Regions from separate parts of the Homo sapiens genome. Here region 2 is linked to region 1. A link is a loop called in an ENCODE intact Hi-C map of the cell type or tissue named here. Cell type or tissue: left ventricle myocardium inferior. All regions are shown on one strand.

Region 1 (8,000 bases):
CCACTGCACTCCAGCCTGGGCGACAGAGCAAGACTCAGTCTCCAAAAAATAAAAAATAAAAATTGCACCTCCAGCCCAATCCCAGGCACACCTATCTTCCTTACCAACCTCATTATTCTCCACAGCATTTACCTCCTTCCAAACTAACTTGTAATTTCCTTATTATATTCATTTATGCTAGTGTGCAAGCAGGAATCATTATCTGTGTTGTCTGCTGATGTATCCCAAGTACTGTAAGTACCTACCTATTGAATGAATGAATCCAAGTTTCCCTCCTCTCACAGAAGTGCAAGAGAATCCATTTATGACACTCTACAGAATACTTGATGAACATAATATGGCTGAAGATTTAGTAACAGATAATACCTCCATTATCAGTTTGCCAAGAAGTACTGCCAACTAGTTAAATTTAACTTCAAACAAGATAAAACGTCTATGTATTCTCTGACATTTGTATGTATAAATGCTAACAGGGAGAAATGGATTTCGAGCTATTTGTAGTCAGCATTTCTGTAAATTCCTACCATAAAATCCTGTCTTAGAAAAATGCACTGAAAAGAAAGAAGAAATCATGATGAAACATGATGCATTATGTTTTTATTATTATGAATGATGCCATAATCTTAAGATTTTATTCACCTTAAGAGAAAAGGTGAATAAAATCAAGCCATAAACTATACGGTATATACTCATTTCTAATCAACAAAAAGAACTATATTCCAATTATACAGTATAGGATAATTATTATTTCATAAACAGAAGACATTATGAAAATCTTAGATAATAAAAACACGAAACCGGCTTAGAGAATATTCTTCTCTATTACAACAGATGCACGTGCTCAGAGATGAAATCCACATACTAGCTCTCTAAAAAAGCATTCAGGCCAGGCGTGGTGGTTCACGCCTGTAATCCCAGCACTTTGGGAGGCCAAGGAGGGCAGATCACTTGAGGCCAGGAGTTTGAGACCAGCCTGGCCAACATAACAAAACCACATCCCTACCAAAAAAAACAACAAAAACAAACAAACAACAACAACAAAACAACAACAAAAAACAAAGTTAGACAGGCATGGTGGTGCACCTGTGGTCCTAGCTACTCAGGAGGCTGAGATGGGAGGATCTCTTGAGCCCAGGGGGTGGGGCTGCAGTGATCTGTGACCACACCGCTACACTCCAGTCTGGGCGACAGAGTGAGACCTTGTCTCAAAATAAATAAATAAACAAACAAACAAACAAATAAAATAAAATAAAATAAAATAAAATAAAAATAAAAAGTATTCATCCGTATTTACTGAGAGCCGATTGCCAATAGCAACGGCAGGTAGCCTTTAAAGGCAGTGGGGTTTGGCAGTTACGATGGCTGGGGAAGAACTACGGCACTGAAAGCATAGAGCCCAGGAGTGCTAAATGTCTCTTGAATCAGGGCACAGTCCTGTACAACAAAGAACACTGCCGTTTAAAATGCTAACAGTGCCCCTTGAGTAACCCTTTGCTAGAGACACATCAGTAACCAGGCACCTCATGGCTTTTGACTTCTTTCTTGAGAAACTGAATGCTAAAAATAATACAAGCTTTACAGTGATTGGCACACAGTAGACACCTCCTAAAGATTCGTTTTCTTCTCATTTTCCATGAGATGTGAAACAGAACTCTAGTCTTTAATGACACAATCAATGCCAATCTTCACTTTACGTTAGCTTCATCAGAATCCAAAAGAAGTTGAATGAACCCTGAAAGAAATGTAGGATTTCTAGCCTTGGAGCTGTGCATCACAGTTATTACTGCTCCAACACTTGCTAAGACTGGGAGGCACTGATGAAGACTCTTCATCAGACTTCCGAAGAACAAGTTTTAGCTATGTCCATCTCTCTCTCATTTTAATTAAGGGCACATGTGAGAAGATAAATGTGGTACCGAAAGGCTGAATGCACCAAAAATATCAACAGCAAATTCTTAAAGAGGGTTCCTTCTCCCCTTCAAGGTGCCTACCAGCTTATCAACAAAGGAGCAAAGCCCAACCATCAACAAACAGACTCACCTAGATCTCCCAGCCTTTAAGAAAATGTTGAACCATTTACTTTAATTACGAAGTTTCAAATTATAACCCCAAATACTTCCTCCAAGGCACACCAACATTAATCATCCATGATTGTTTAAAAACAAACAAACAAAAAGCACAAATTTCATTTCTTTCTGGAATTTAGCTTCCACGATCAAGGCATCATGATGTTGTAACATGGGCACAAAAACAGAGCCCCAAATTAAATTTCAGAGATACAATCACCTGAAAATATCAACTCTGAGGTTGTAAAAGAGATGAAACGTAGGTCAAGTTGAACTTCACAGATAAGAAACTTGTCAGAGAGGGAATAAAAATTCTATGGCCTGTTTCTTGCACTATAAACAATAACACATGCGTTACAAAATCAAATCATAGGAGTTAATGTTAATAGCATCAGTGGCTGCAGAAGAAGAAAAAAACAAGTCAAAAAAGCTGAAACGAAGATGCAAAGATCAAAAACCAATGATATCTAGCTCAACAAGTTTAAATCTGGGTAAAGCAAGGGCTGCGGGAGACAGCAAGAAGATAAGGGCCTCATTTGTCTTGACTGCTTCGGATTTTTCTGAGCTGTAAACCCTGTGCAGTTTCAGAGGCACCTGCAAAGTCCAATCCTGATGGGTCAGGTGTCAACAAATTTGACAACTTCAGTCACTCCTCCATTACTCTCCAAAAGCTCAGCATGAAGCAGCTCCTAAACAAACATTCCTAATCCTAAAGGAACCAAAGCTGCTTGTCTTGTTGGCAGAGCCTCAACCGGTGCCCCAGTGCCTTCAATTACTCAATCTGTCTGGCTTGGAAGGAGACCATACAATTTGATGCCACATACAAGATGGCCTTGGTTTGGCATTTCTCTTCAGTCTGGTGGAATTCCTGAGTCCCTGCTAAGTTCCCCTCTGAGTCAGGGGATCAGTCCTTGGTTAACGTAGGCACTTTTTCACTTGGCCAATGTCCTCACCTAAGCTTTAAAGCTGTGCTTCAAGGATTTTTTTTTTTTTTTTTTTAGACAGAGTTTCAATCTTTATTGACCAGGCTGGAGTACAATAGCTTGACCTCAGCTCACCGCAACTTCCGCCTCGCCTCCTGGGTTTAAGTGATTCTCCTGATTCAGCCTAGCTGGGATTACAGGTATGCACCACCACGCCCGGCTAATTTTGTATGTTTAGTAGAGACAGGGTTTCTCCATGCTGGTCAGGCTGGTCTCGAACTCCTGACCTCAGGTGATCTGCCCGCCGCAGCCTCACAAAGTGCTGGGATTACAAGTGTTACCCACCATGCCCGGCCGCTTTATGGATCATTAAACCAAAACCACACACACACACAAACAGCTTACTGTCTGCCTTAACATGGCTGCTTTATTATCCTATTCCACTACTCTCAGGAGCAATACTTTAATTTTCCAGGGGACTCCATCCCAGAAATGGTTTGATGATTCATTACAGGAACTTCCCCAAATGTTCATCAACGCTTTAATAAAAACCATCAACACTCTGCCCTCTAAAAGTCTTTGAATGCCTTGCCTCAAAATCCTTGCCTTGTTGTTTTCACTAATTCTGAACTGTTAAATCTTGATTCTTAATCTTAATCCTAATCAAGTCTCCACATTGTATACCAAACTTCCAGTTCTTGATAAATTCTGACCTTGCCTTCCCCGCTTGGAGACAGAGCCAGTGCCCTGTGGAGGTGGTGTTCTTCCTCACAGTGGCAAACAATAAAGTCAGCCTTGTTTTATTAACAAATTGTAAGTTGATATGTGGAGAGCTGGCTTTCCAATCCACAACCCCCTTCTCCAAACATCTGAGTGTTGGGGCACAGTCAGTCCTGGTCTCACACCTGAACAATTTTGTCTTCTCTCAATGAGCTGCCGACTTTTTCTACCTGACATTCTACCTTCGCCCTTTAATTCCCAGCCTATGTCTCTTGTTCTACACCTCCTGGCACAACATACACCTAAAATGATAGCCCTCCAAGCGTTCCCTTTAGGCAAGGTCCTGAGCCCCTGGGGACACTGCTCCTCATACCCACAAACACAATCCTGTGTAGGCCAGTCCCAAACAGTTCGTGACTGCCAAGTATCTGTTAAGCCTGTTTTAGTGAGTGGAGAAAGAAAACCCCCAACTAGTGTACAGAACTTCCAAAAACACATTTCTCTCAGTAGGGCTAAGAGAGTGACGGTGGCAATAACGGACAAGATGAGCGGAAGGAAGAGGGATCCAGCTCCAGTGGAGAGAGGGTGCTGGCTAAACAGATGACAATGTTACAAAGAAAAAGAAGAAAGGAAAAGACACAGAAAGAGAAGGGAGAAACCAATATAAGAAATATCACACTGTATACTATAAACCAAAGGAAACAAACAAACAAACAAAAGGTAAACAGGCGGCAGGATCTCAAAAACAGTGACCACTAGGTCGTCAATGAGCTTACTGCAGGAGTCTGCAGACTTCTGTAAAGGGCCACATGGTAAACACTTTAGGTTTTGCAGACCGTATGTTCTCTGTGGCAACTACTCAACTCTGTCACTGTAGCTTGAAAGCAGCCAGAGGCAATGAATAAACAAATGGGCATGGCTGTTTTCCAGTGAAACTAATATTTTTATTCACTCTCAGTTTCGGTGTCAGATAAGATCTTTTCTCACTCATGTTGTGATTGTCCTGGTTCTTGATATGACTGATGATTTTCAACTCTACCCTAGATATTTTGGTTATTATGTTAGGGGACTCTGGGTCCCATTTGCTTTTTTTCTTTTTTAGGCTGGAAGTCTCATGTTTAAGTTTAGAACATAGGTCCTGGCCTGCTTGTATGGGCTGTGGTTCCAATGACAATCTCATTTCAGAGCCATTGTGGTACTATTTTGATTTGCTTGCTTCATCTCCTGCCTCTGGAGCCTCTACTGGTCCCTGTTAGTGTTACCAAAGGGGACAGAAAGAGCTTCCCCAGACCTCTGACTGGTGCCTCTAGTCGAAAGAATGGAGTTTCCAGCCTTCCAGGATGGGAGCAGGATTACCCTTGCTCATGCCCATAGCTGCACCTTGCCCCCAACTCTGGGTAGGAGGGGAGTCTCAGGCCCGAAGTCATTTTTTTATGCCTAACGGTATAATAGTCTGCTTTCCTTTCAAAGATGTGTAAGTGTAGACACCCTATTTCCACTTCCAAGTTGAAGACTGCTTCATAAGCAGATCTAACTGGCCGGTTGGAAGTTGTACTAATCTTTTTGGTAATAGAATCTATTCTCCCTTTCAGGAAATTGGCAGAAGAGATGCATTCATTATTTCTAGATATTTACCTGCTTTCTGGATTCATACTTACTTTGCTTTGGACTTCATGGTGTCATTATTGAGGCTGACCGTCACTAAGTGACTTAAGCCATGATCCCAGGTTTTTCTGTCCACCCTTGCCCCTGGAAGGCAGGACAGGCTAATGGCATTTTGAAGTTCAACAATTTGACACTTTATCATGTGAGATGAGAGGGATGGAACAAAAGAGTGGTTGAAAGGACAACCCAAAGACCCAGAACATCCAAAGCTTTTTCTGGTCCTTCCATGGTTTGAGTTGGTATCAAGAAATCTCCAGTGTTGTCTCTAAACCAGGCCATGCTGTTGAGGGCAAAAGGTAAATGCAAAATTCTGAATTGCACCTACACACTCAAAAGACACTTTCTGAAGATGGGGGGAGATAAGCCTTCTGCAGTTCCAAGAAACTGATTCCTTTCTGTCATTTCTTCACCTTTGGCTTTTCTACAATCATTGCCTTACCACTCCCAATAGTAACACCACACTGCACAAACATAAAATGCAAATTTTATCTTTACAAACTCCTTAGGAGGAAACCGTTACTGAGATCCTCAAGAAATGTGAGATCATAACACAACTTATCGTACGGGTCTGTCAAGTCTGCTTCTTGGCAGGCAGGAAACCTGAGTTCAGAGAAGCTGAATGACTCTGCCAAAGTCACAGCTTCACTTTCCTGGCAAGGCATAATTCACCATTAGTCCTCCGGCTCCACTTCAGCGCCCTTTACACTCTGACACATGCTCCTGTGGACTTCCTCGTATTTCTTTCATATATTCTAGAAGCAAAAAACTATCTCCTGCCTCAGAAAACAACAATGAGAAGGTTCCTTCCTTTCCACTGTCCCTCAGCCCACCCATTCTCACCATCTGGAAACCAGCTTTTTTGGTTTTGCTTTCCGATTACAAAAGGCTGGCTCATTCCATCAACAACCATCCCAACAGAATCAGACAGTAAAGACAGTTATAAAGAAGGAAGTAAAGTTACCTGTCATCCCACTTCCTGGAGATAAGTGCTGTTAACATTCTGGTATTATTCTGACTCTTTTAATTTATATCTACACACACAGAGGTATATTATTTTATCTTAAAAACATCACCCCTTATATATAATTGTATAACCTTTGATCACTTTAGAATGTATCATCTCTAACACTTGGGACATACTTCAAAATAACCCAATGGGGGTAAAAGAGCAAGGATGAAACAATATTGGCTTTGGGGGTAGCTAAAGCTGTTGATGGGGACATGGAAATTCAACATGATCTTCTCTAGTGTATTTACATTTGAAATTTTTCATAACAACGATGTCTTTTAAAATAGGGGGAAACCTCCTCTTGGCTTTCACATTTTAAATCTTAAATGTTACTATTGCAGGCCGCAGGCATGACAGGCAATGAGCAGGTGAAGAACCAATGGAAAAGTGTTCAGAAACTCCTGCGTTAGCTAACAGGCTTCTGAATGTATCACTGTAGTCCACAGAGAAGGCTGGAGGAGGTAGCAAGGAGATGCTGTAACAGCTGCTACAGCCTTAAAACAAAGTTGGTGTCTCTCTGGACTTTAAAATTGTTCCTATGCAGCTTATTTTTGTTTAACCAAATAAACATGAGGGTTTTTCCGTGAAAATTAAATAAAATAGGGGGAAAATATATTTTTATGATTGAAATGTATCCTTCACCAAATTCATATGCTGAAGTCCTAATTCCCAGTATCTTAGAATAGAACCCTATTTGGAGATTGGTTCTCTATAAAGGGAATCAAGATAAATAAGATCTTGAGGGTGGTCCCTAATCCGGTATGACTGGTGTTCTTATAAAAAGGGGAAATTTGGGCCAGGAATAGTGGCTCATACCTGTAAATTCCAGCACTTTGGGAGGCTGAGGCAGAAAGATCACTTGAGGCCAGGAGTTTAAGACCAGCAGTGAAGACATGGGGAGAAGATGATCATCTACAAGCCGACACATCCTTTTCTCATGGTGCTCAGAAGGCACCAACTCTACCAATGACTTGATTTTGGACTTCCAGCCTCCACAACTGTGAGACAATGAATTTCTGTTGTTTAACACACTTTGTCTGTGGTACTTTGTTAATGCAGTACTAGTAAACTAAGAAACACATCACAGACATCTTTCCACACCAATAAACATAGATCTCCTTTTAATGATTGCATGTATAAGAGCTTTTCCTCCAAACAAAGTAGGTCTTGGCTTTAGAACAAAAGTTCCTTCAAAGCAATCTCTATCAGTTTTTCTCATGTAATTTTTGCTAAAGGAAATAGTGAAGTGGAAGAAAGATTTTCAGAATTGTGTAACAGAATATGCTGTAGAAGACCAAAAATATACCACCCCAAAATATAATTATAGAAGACCAGAATATGCCTCCCTAAAATATGCCTCTTTGGCATAAGGATTATTTTGAGAAACTACAGACACCAGAACAGCTCTGAAAACAAAGAAGTTATCCTTTTGTAAGGGAAATTTACATTTATAAAGCAAGTCTCCATTCTCTGAACCAGGAAGATAATAAGGATGACTAAACTATAGAGCCTCATCAATGGAGAAGGCACAAACTTAAAAATCTGCATATCAAAACTTACTAATGTTTACAGTACTTTTCCTGGATACCTCCCCAAAATCTGCCTTCCCCTCACCCT
Region 2 (8,000 bases), 140 kb before region 1:
AGATGATTTAGGCTATCTGGTGGAAGAAATTTTTAAGCAGCAAAGCATTCAAAAGGTGACTTGGGTACTGTTAAAAAGCATTCCATTTTTAAAAGGGAAACAGAGCATAAAAGTTTGGGAAGTTTGCAGCCTGACAATGCAATAGAAAAGCAGAACCCATTCTCTGAGGAGAAATTGAAGCAGGCTGCAGAAATATGTGTAAGTAACAAAGAGCCAACTGTTAATGCCAAGACAGTGGGGGAAATGTCTCCAGGGCATGTCAGAGACCTTTGCAGCAGCCCCTCCCATCATAGGTCCAGAGGCCTAAAGGAAAACATGGTTTCATGGGCCAGGCCCAGGACCCTCCCTGCTGAGTTTTGCCTAGGGACTTGGTGCCCTGTGTCCCAGCTGCTCTAGCCATGGCTAAAAGGGGTTAAGGTACAGTTCAGACAATGGCTTCAGAGGTTGCAACCTGTAAGTCTCGGCAGCTTCCACATGGTGTTGAGCTTGCAGGTGCACAGAAGTCAAGAATTGAGGTTTGGGAGCCTCCACCTAGATTTCAAAGAACGTATGGAAATGCCTGGATGTCCAGGCAGAAGTTTGCTGGAGAGGTGGGGCCCTCAAAGAGAACCTTTGCTAGGGCAGTGTGGAAGGGAAATGTGGGCTTGAAGCCCCCATACAAAGTCCCCACTGGGGCACTGCCAAGTGGAGCTGTGAGAAGAGAGCTACCGTCTTCCAGACCTCAGAATGGTAGATTCACTGACAGCTTGCACCATGCGCCTAGAAAAGCTGCAGACACTCAATGCTAGCCCATGAAAGCAACCAGGAGGGAGGCTGTACCCTGTAAAGCCACAGGGGCAGAGCTGCCCAAGACCATGGAAACCCACCTCTTGTATCAGCGTGACCTGGATGTGAGACATGGAGTCAAGGGAGATCATTTTGGAGCTTTAAGATTTGACTGCCCTGCTGGATTTTGGACTTGCATGGGACCTTCAGCGCCTTTATTTTGGCCCATTTCTCCCATTTGGGCTGGGTGTATTTATCGAGTGCCTGTACCCCCATTGTATCTAGGAAGTAACTAACTTGCTTTTGATTTTACAGGCTCATAGGCAGAAGGGATTTGCCTTGTCTTGGATGAGACTTTGGACTGTGGGTTTTTGTGTTAATGCTGAAATGAGTTAAGACTTGGGACTATTGGGGGACTATTGGGAAGGCATGATTGGTTTTGAAATGTGAGGACATGAGATTTGGGAGGTGCCAGGGCAGAATGTATGGTTTGGCTGTGTCCCCACCCAAATCTCATCTTGAATTGTAGTTCTCATAATTTCCACATGTTGTGGGAGAGACCCGGTGGGAAATGATGCATGGGAGTGGTTTTCCCCATACTGTTCTCCTGGTGGTGCATAATAACTCTCACAAGATCTGATGGTTTTGTAAGGGGAAACTCCTTTCGCTTGGTTTTCATTTCTCTCTTGCATGCCACCTTGATTGTGAGGCCTCCTCAGCCACATGGAACTGTGAGCATTAAACCTCTTTTTCTTTGTAAATTGCCTAGTCTCAGGTATGTCTTTATCAGCAGTATGAGAACAGACTGATCCAAGTGTTATATAATTGAATAAATGTATATAGTTGAAAAAGTCAAATACTACAGGGTTTATAGCAAATAAAACGTTGATTTCCTGTTTTTTGTTGTTTTTGGGGGGTTGTTGTGGTTGTTGTTGTTTGTAGAAATGGTAGGGGGATCTCATTAAGTTGCCCAGGGTGGTCTCGAACTCCTGGGCTGAAGTGGTCCTCCCACCTCCGCCTTCCAAAGTGTTGGGATTACAGGCGTGAATCACTGTGCCCAGCAGCATTTTATTTAATATAGCTACATTTTGTTGCCACAAAATATTTGGGATTACACCCCAGTATTTACAGTGGTATTCAGTATGTAATTAAACAAGTAGTTTTGATGGTTTTGATCCTAAGGTATTGAAAACAATAAGAGGCTGTACAGTTTTATGTTTGTGGCAGATAAAGTTTTATCAAGACAAGATTCCATCTTCTACAGATGCAATATTATTATTTGCATTAATTGTTTTGCCTTTACTGTTTATTGTACCTTCAAGGTAGGTGAGCCAAGAGCAGACAGGCAAACGGGACTACAATAACTACACTCCTCCGCCCCTATTTTTTCCATAGGTTTTCATTTAAAATTAGAAGTTTCAGTGTTGATTACATAAAGTGAGTTTTCAAGATGAGTGTTGTAACAGGCACTGAAGCTAGTTATTGGGGGAAAGAGATGGGATTTTCCTTAGATCGGTTTACAATATTTATGGATCTTCTTTGCAGCTTTGCCAGTGGATATTTTAGAGGTTATTGGGGTTGGGGGAAACTGAAAGTTCAAACACAAAGGGAAGATGGTATTGCTTGCACCACCTATGCTGCTAATATGACTCATTGTGTAGTTCACAAGGATTAGTCCTCCAGTATCTCCTTATATTAAAACTCGGGATATTTAGAGCAAGGATCTCACCTGTGTTGTAGCAATAATCATTGGCCTGATCAAAAAGGCTTTCAGTGAATAGAAACAGTCTTCATGTTCTACAGGCCAACCATTATCTAGAAGAATAGACCTGAGTGAGATTTCCTTTAAAGGTCTATTCTTCTCATTGAGAAATGTGTGTTTCATAGTCCAGAAGAATTAACTCCTGCATAGAAGTAGTTATGGATTCTTCATGGTATCAGTTAAATGAATTTAGGAGCCTACTACAGTAGTAGTCGACAATAAGAAAAGGATGTGTTGGCCAGGTGCAGTGGCTCACGCCTGTAATCCCAGCACTTTGGGAGGCTGAGTTGGGTGGATCACGAGGTCAAGAGATCGAGACCATCCTGGCCAACATGGTGAAACCCCATCTCTACTAAAAATACAAAAATTAGCTGGGCTTGGTGGCATGCACCTGTAGTCCCAGCTACTCAGGAGGCCGAGGCAGGAGAGTTGCTTGAACCTGGGAGGCGGAGGTCGCAGTGAGCCGAGATCATGCCACTGCACTCCAGCCTGGCGACAGAAAAAGACTCTGTCTCAAGAAAAGAAAGAAAAGGATGTGTTAAGAAGAACCAAAACGTTTTTAGTGGCAACATGACTTGTGGTAACAGGATTTGTGATTTCCTGTAGTTTAAATCTTTTTTTATTTTTTGTTTGTTTTACTCTCTTCTTTATGAGTGAATTAAATTTGCTGGTATTTGTCTTTTACTACTTCTTGATATGTTAGGTATAGTCACTACTTAGCTCTAGAAGCTACTGAGGATCATTACCTAACACCTCTTAAGTTACATAAAAATTATATATTCCATGAGTTTTTCATAGTCTCCAAACACACCACACATACAGTACCTTTGTAATTTCACTATATTTTAATATTATTTCATTAAACATTGCCAGAATTAAATGAATTGTTCCCACAGGGTAGAACTTAAACCAAGATGTACTTTGTTTAGATTTGTTTTTTCATTTTAGTTATCAGTACCAGATACACTTGCTGAGTTTGTTTTTTTGTTTTTTTGTTTTGTTTTGTTTTGTTTTGAGACAGAATCTCACTCTGTCACTCAGGCTGGAGTGCAGTGGTGCCATCTCGGTTCACTGCAACCTCTGCCTCCTGGGTTCAAGCAATTCTCCTGCCTCAGCCTCCTGAGTGGCTGGGACTACAGGCATGTGCCACCACACCTGGCTAATTTTTGTATTTTTAGTGGAGATGGGGTTTCACCGTGTTGGGCAGGCTGGTCTTTAACTCCCAAAGTTCTGGGATTACAGGCGTGAACCACCACACCCGGCCACACTTGCTGTTTTAAAAATGTTGTGATTAAGTATCTCTACTGAAGTGTTTTGAACACGTAAGTAATTTCTTGCTGCTTTTACAAGTCTGGAGTTTGTAAAATATAAGTTTCAGTGATTCATTCTCAACATAGTTTATAATGAGCATTGTCCTTGGAAAAGAGAAATGATTTTTATCATTATGTATGCCTGTTAAGTTAATCATATATTTCTCTGCTGGTCAAGAAGAATCAGTGTTTTGTGTTTTTTTGTTGTTTTATTCTTTAATCCATGTTTCTTACTATTCTTTATCCTGCATATCTACCAGGGTTCACAGTAACCAGAAGTGATTACAAAGAAATAAAATATCTTTAGTATTCAAAGCCTTCATAAGCCTTTAATCATATTTGTTTATAATAAAGCAAAATTGGTTGGATTTTAAAGTATCTACCCGTTGTGTGTGTTTTGGCTAATACTATTTTGGTTGAGAGAGAGCAAAGCAATTCAAAAATGCTAATGTGATTTAACATGGGTTAAAGTTAATGGGAATATAGTATTTGCATAACCTTTTCTAACTTTATTTACATAAAAAGAAGTATAACAATAACTTAAAAGTGTAAAGAGCACTGTCAATGTAAGCTGCAATGCCTTATCAGAGAGAAGGTACTTAAAGATTGCTTTGGGGAACAGCAAACTTCTTCAATACTTAAAATTTCATTTGAATTTGAGTCAGACTTTTCAGTGCCTTTTCTTTTCTAGAATAATTCACTTGAGCACATTAAGTCAAGGACTATGGTATATTTCTTCTCTATATCTGTCTCGTCCCACCCTTGGATATAAAATATTTCCAAGAATGTAGACATCTTTAGGTTCTGTTGAGATTATTACTTATCTGTCCCAGATGAGAGATTTTCTTTGGTTAAGAATAAACAGAATAATAATATATGTGTGTGTATATGTATATACATATCTTTCTAATGGTAATTTTTTGTGGAATTTTTCTCACACATTGGAATTATCATCTCCAGTAATGAATGCCAGTAACTGTGCATCCACAGGATGGCAGTGTGGTAACATTTTCATGATGTAATAAATGATTTACAACACTATTGGTATCATGTATTTCCTTAGAGCTCACCACTTTGATGGAATGCTTTATTCTTCTAACTTAAAGGGTAAGAAAAGTAGGTTTACATGGATGGATAGAAAATTGTAATAGATGGGTATAGTAGTTTAGTTAGGGTTCTTAAAGAGTTCATTGGAAGGAGAATTGGTAGAGAATGATGGCTATGGGTTTGTCTTGTTGAGGTCTTCTGAAAACACTAGAGAACAGTACCAGACATTAATTACCTCTTCGAAGTCCATGTCAAGAAAAGAAGAGATCTTAAGTTTTATAGAGCCTTTCCCCCACCAAATGTCACATGACCTTTCTTCCTAATATTATGGTTATTTGTTTACATCTCTGATTTTTAGCAATTTATCTGACTCTTAGAGGGTAGGATTGATCTTAATGGGATTTTCTGTTTTTAGAATATATTGACCATACTCAAGTTAATGTTTAAATGCATAAATTGAAGAGGTAATTTCTAAACATATATTAGATGCTGTAGTACAAAGTCTGGCAAAAAGCGTATGTTTTCATTTTGCAGTGGAGATTGTGTTTCTTTATTTATTTTGAGATGGAGTTTCGCTTTTGTTGCCCAGGCTGGAGTGCAGTGCGATTTCAGCTCACTGCAACCTCTGCCTCCCCAGTTCAAACGATTCTCCTGCCTCAGCCTCCCAAGTAGCTGGGATTACAGGCACGCGCCACCACACCCAGCTAATTTTTGTAATTTTAGTAGAGACGGGGTTTCTCCATGTTGGTCAGGCTGGTCTCAAATTCCCAACCTCAAGTGATGCATCCGCCTCAGCCTCCTAAAGTGCTAGGATTACAGGTGTGAGCCATCATGCCTGGCCAAGATTGTGTTTATTTTTAAGAATTGAGTTACTTCACCATTTTTTTTACTCAGATGTATCTAATTTCTTATTTTCTATGTCTTAAAATGTAGATTTGTAAATGAGATTTAAATTGAGATATAGCAATATATGTGTAATTTTACAAATTCAAGCAGAGCAGTCAGTATTAAGCAAGGTATTTGTTGTATTTGACATATTATCTGGCAAGCAATCTTCAACTTTATTTAATGGAAGTACAAGTTGAGTACTCCTAATTTGAAAATTCAAAACTTTCTGAGCACCAATATGATTCTCAAAGGAAATATTCACTGGAGCGTTTCCTGTTTTGCATTACCAGTTTGGGTATGCTCAGCTATTAAGTATAATGCAAATATTCCAAAAATCCAAAAAACTTCTAGTCCCAAGCATTTTAGATAAGGGATATTCAAATTGTGTCTATCCGTGCACTGAAGAGTGTTATGACATAAAACACATACCTCCAATATGTAAACATCTCAGGTTCAGTGATCCAAAAAATGTGAAAAATAGGTACTTGGGTCCAGTTCTCTTAAAAGTAAATGCTTATGTTTGGATTGTTGTAGATACCACGTTTATCAGATTTGTACCATTGGTGCTGGTAAGTGGGTATGAATGAGACTAATTGGGATAGAGGAAGTTTCAAGGTAAAATACTGTTGAAAACTTGTCTGTTTCTATTAGTTTATCTTTAGCATTAACCTATGTTTACCAAATAATACAAATTAAAGTCCCACCTGGGCTTTTTCATTTCCTATTTTCTTTTTCTTGAACTCTCCATCACTCTTATTATTAACTTAAACTCTAGTGCATCTGCTTCTGTATAAAATGTTTTCTACTTTACTAATGATAGTAAATATCTCTGAGAAGTTGCAGGGAAGTGCTGAATTGAGAGTATTATCGGGTCTCCTCTTTTCAAATACGCCTGGAAATGAATTTGAGCAAATGTCTAAGATGAAACTTCATCTGTAGTTACCAAACATGATTGCTAAAATTTTTACATTGTCAAGCAAAGTGTGGCTCCATTTGAAGAGAAAGTATGAATATGACTATGAATATGTATTTGTGTACCCATATACCTGCTAGTGATTATTTCTGGAGAATGTGACTTAGAGGGAAATAAATAGGGTGGAAACTTTTTCACTTTTTACTTTAAGACAAAAACAACATCTATTACCTTTGCAATTGAACCAATTATCCATACAGACAGATGCAGATTTGTGGTTACCATGGGCTGGAAATAGGACAGAATGTGGAGTAGTAAGAGCTTAGTGAGTGTAGGGTTTTGTTTTGGGGTAATGAAAATTCTTTAGGACTATAGAGGGGTAGTGGTTGCACAACCTTATGCGTGTACTCAATATCCCTGAATTTGTTCTCTTTAAAATGGTTATGTCATGTGACTTTCACCTCAATTTTTTTAAGAAGGCTTTTTCATTCAGTTTGTATCATTTCTTATATTAAACCTAAATTCTGTGGCAGTGTTACAGCATTCAGTGTTTATTTGTACTTAGAAGAAAGAAATCCAGCTTCAGAAGTGATTGTCGTGTTTCAACATAAGTGGACTTAGCTATAATAAAAACATAAATGACATAAGGTTTTCTCAGGCCTAGTCAGTTTCTAGTTGTGCCTTTGTGTGTTCAGTGTTTGTCTAGGATTTGACTTCTCAGCTCTGGATATCTGAAAGGCCTGTTGATCATAGAATCTTAGTTTATAATTGTTGGGAGGGATCTACAAATCTTGTCCAACCCACATTCTATAGTGAGGAAACTGAAGCTTTTGCTGTTAAGTAGTTGTAAGATTACATAGTGATCTTCTTCTCAGTTTTTAATTTTCTTTATACTTTAGTATGCATGGTTCTTTTTTTTTTCTCTCTCTTTCCTGCCTCTGTGACTCTCCTTTATCAGGGCTTCAACAGGCTGATTTGTTTAAAAAAATAATTTGTAGACATTTCGGGTCATGTGACGGGGAAATTTTTGTTTAACTTTGATTACATTTGGGTTTGGGTACGTCATAGAGGGTAATTCCATTCCAACATTAATGTGTTTGGAAAGAACGTTATCTGATGGATTATGTCTGTTGTCTTCTAGACATCTGGTCCTCCATTAGCTTGAGGTCAGTGGAAACTTTACTTACTTTGGTCCTTCCTATTAAATTTATGAGCTTCTTACTGTCTTCCTAACACTGTGGTCATCTCTTATCATATAGATTGTGAGGCAACTTAATATTTGAACCAGTAGCCCCTAACTTCCTTCTCTAGATGG

Evidence for each region. A loop is a pair of places that touch in the nucleus more often than their neighbours do. Peaks named below come from ENCODE experiments on the same cell type or tissue, not always from the same donor. Only the 100,000 strongest peaks of a DNase experiment are listed, where the experiment ranks them.
Region 2: a loop joins it to region 1, with 2.2 times the contacts of the local background. A loop is called at or near these places in 44 of 110 quality-filtered maps.

What each region holds. Positions count from the first base shown.
Region 1 is chr3:31,750,140-31,758,139 of GRCh38, forward strand. All of the region lies in intron 4 of OSBPL10 (oxysterol binding protein like 10), which reads right to left. Among named protein-coding and RNA genes, the nearest start is that of OSBPL10-AS1, 50 kb to the left of the region's middle. In left ventricle myocardium inferior, no CTCF peak of the experiment used is centred here; no DNase peak of the experiment used is centred here.
Region 2 is chr3:31,606,072-31,614,071 of GRCh38, forward strand. All of the region lies in intron 5 of STT3B (STT3 oligosaccharyltransferase complex catalytic subunit B), which reads left to right. Among named protein-coding and RNA genes, the nearest start is that of STT3B, 77 kb to the left of the region's middle. In left ventricle myocardium inferior, a CTCF peak has its summit at 4,829 (motif pointing right); no DNase peak of the experiment used is centred here.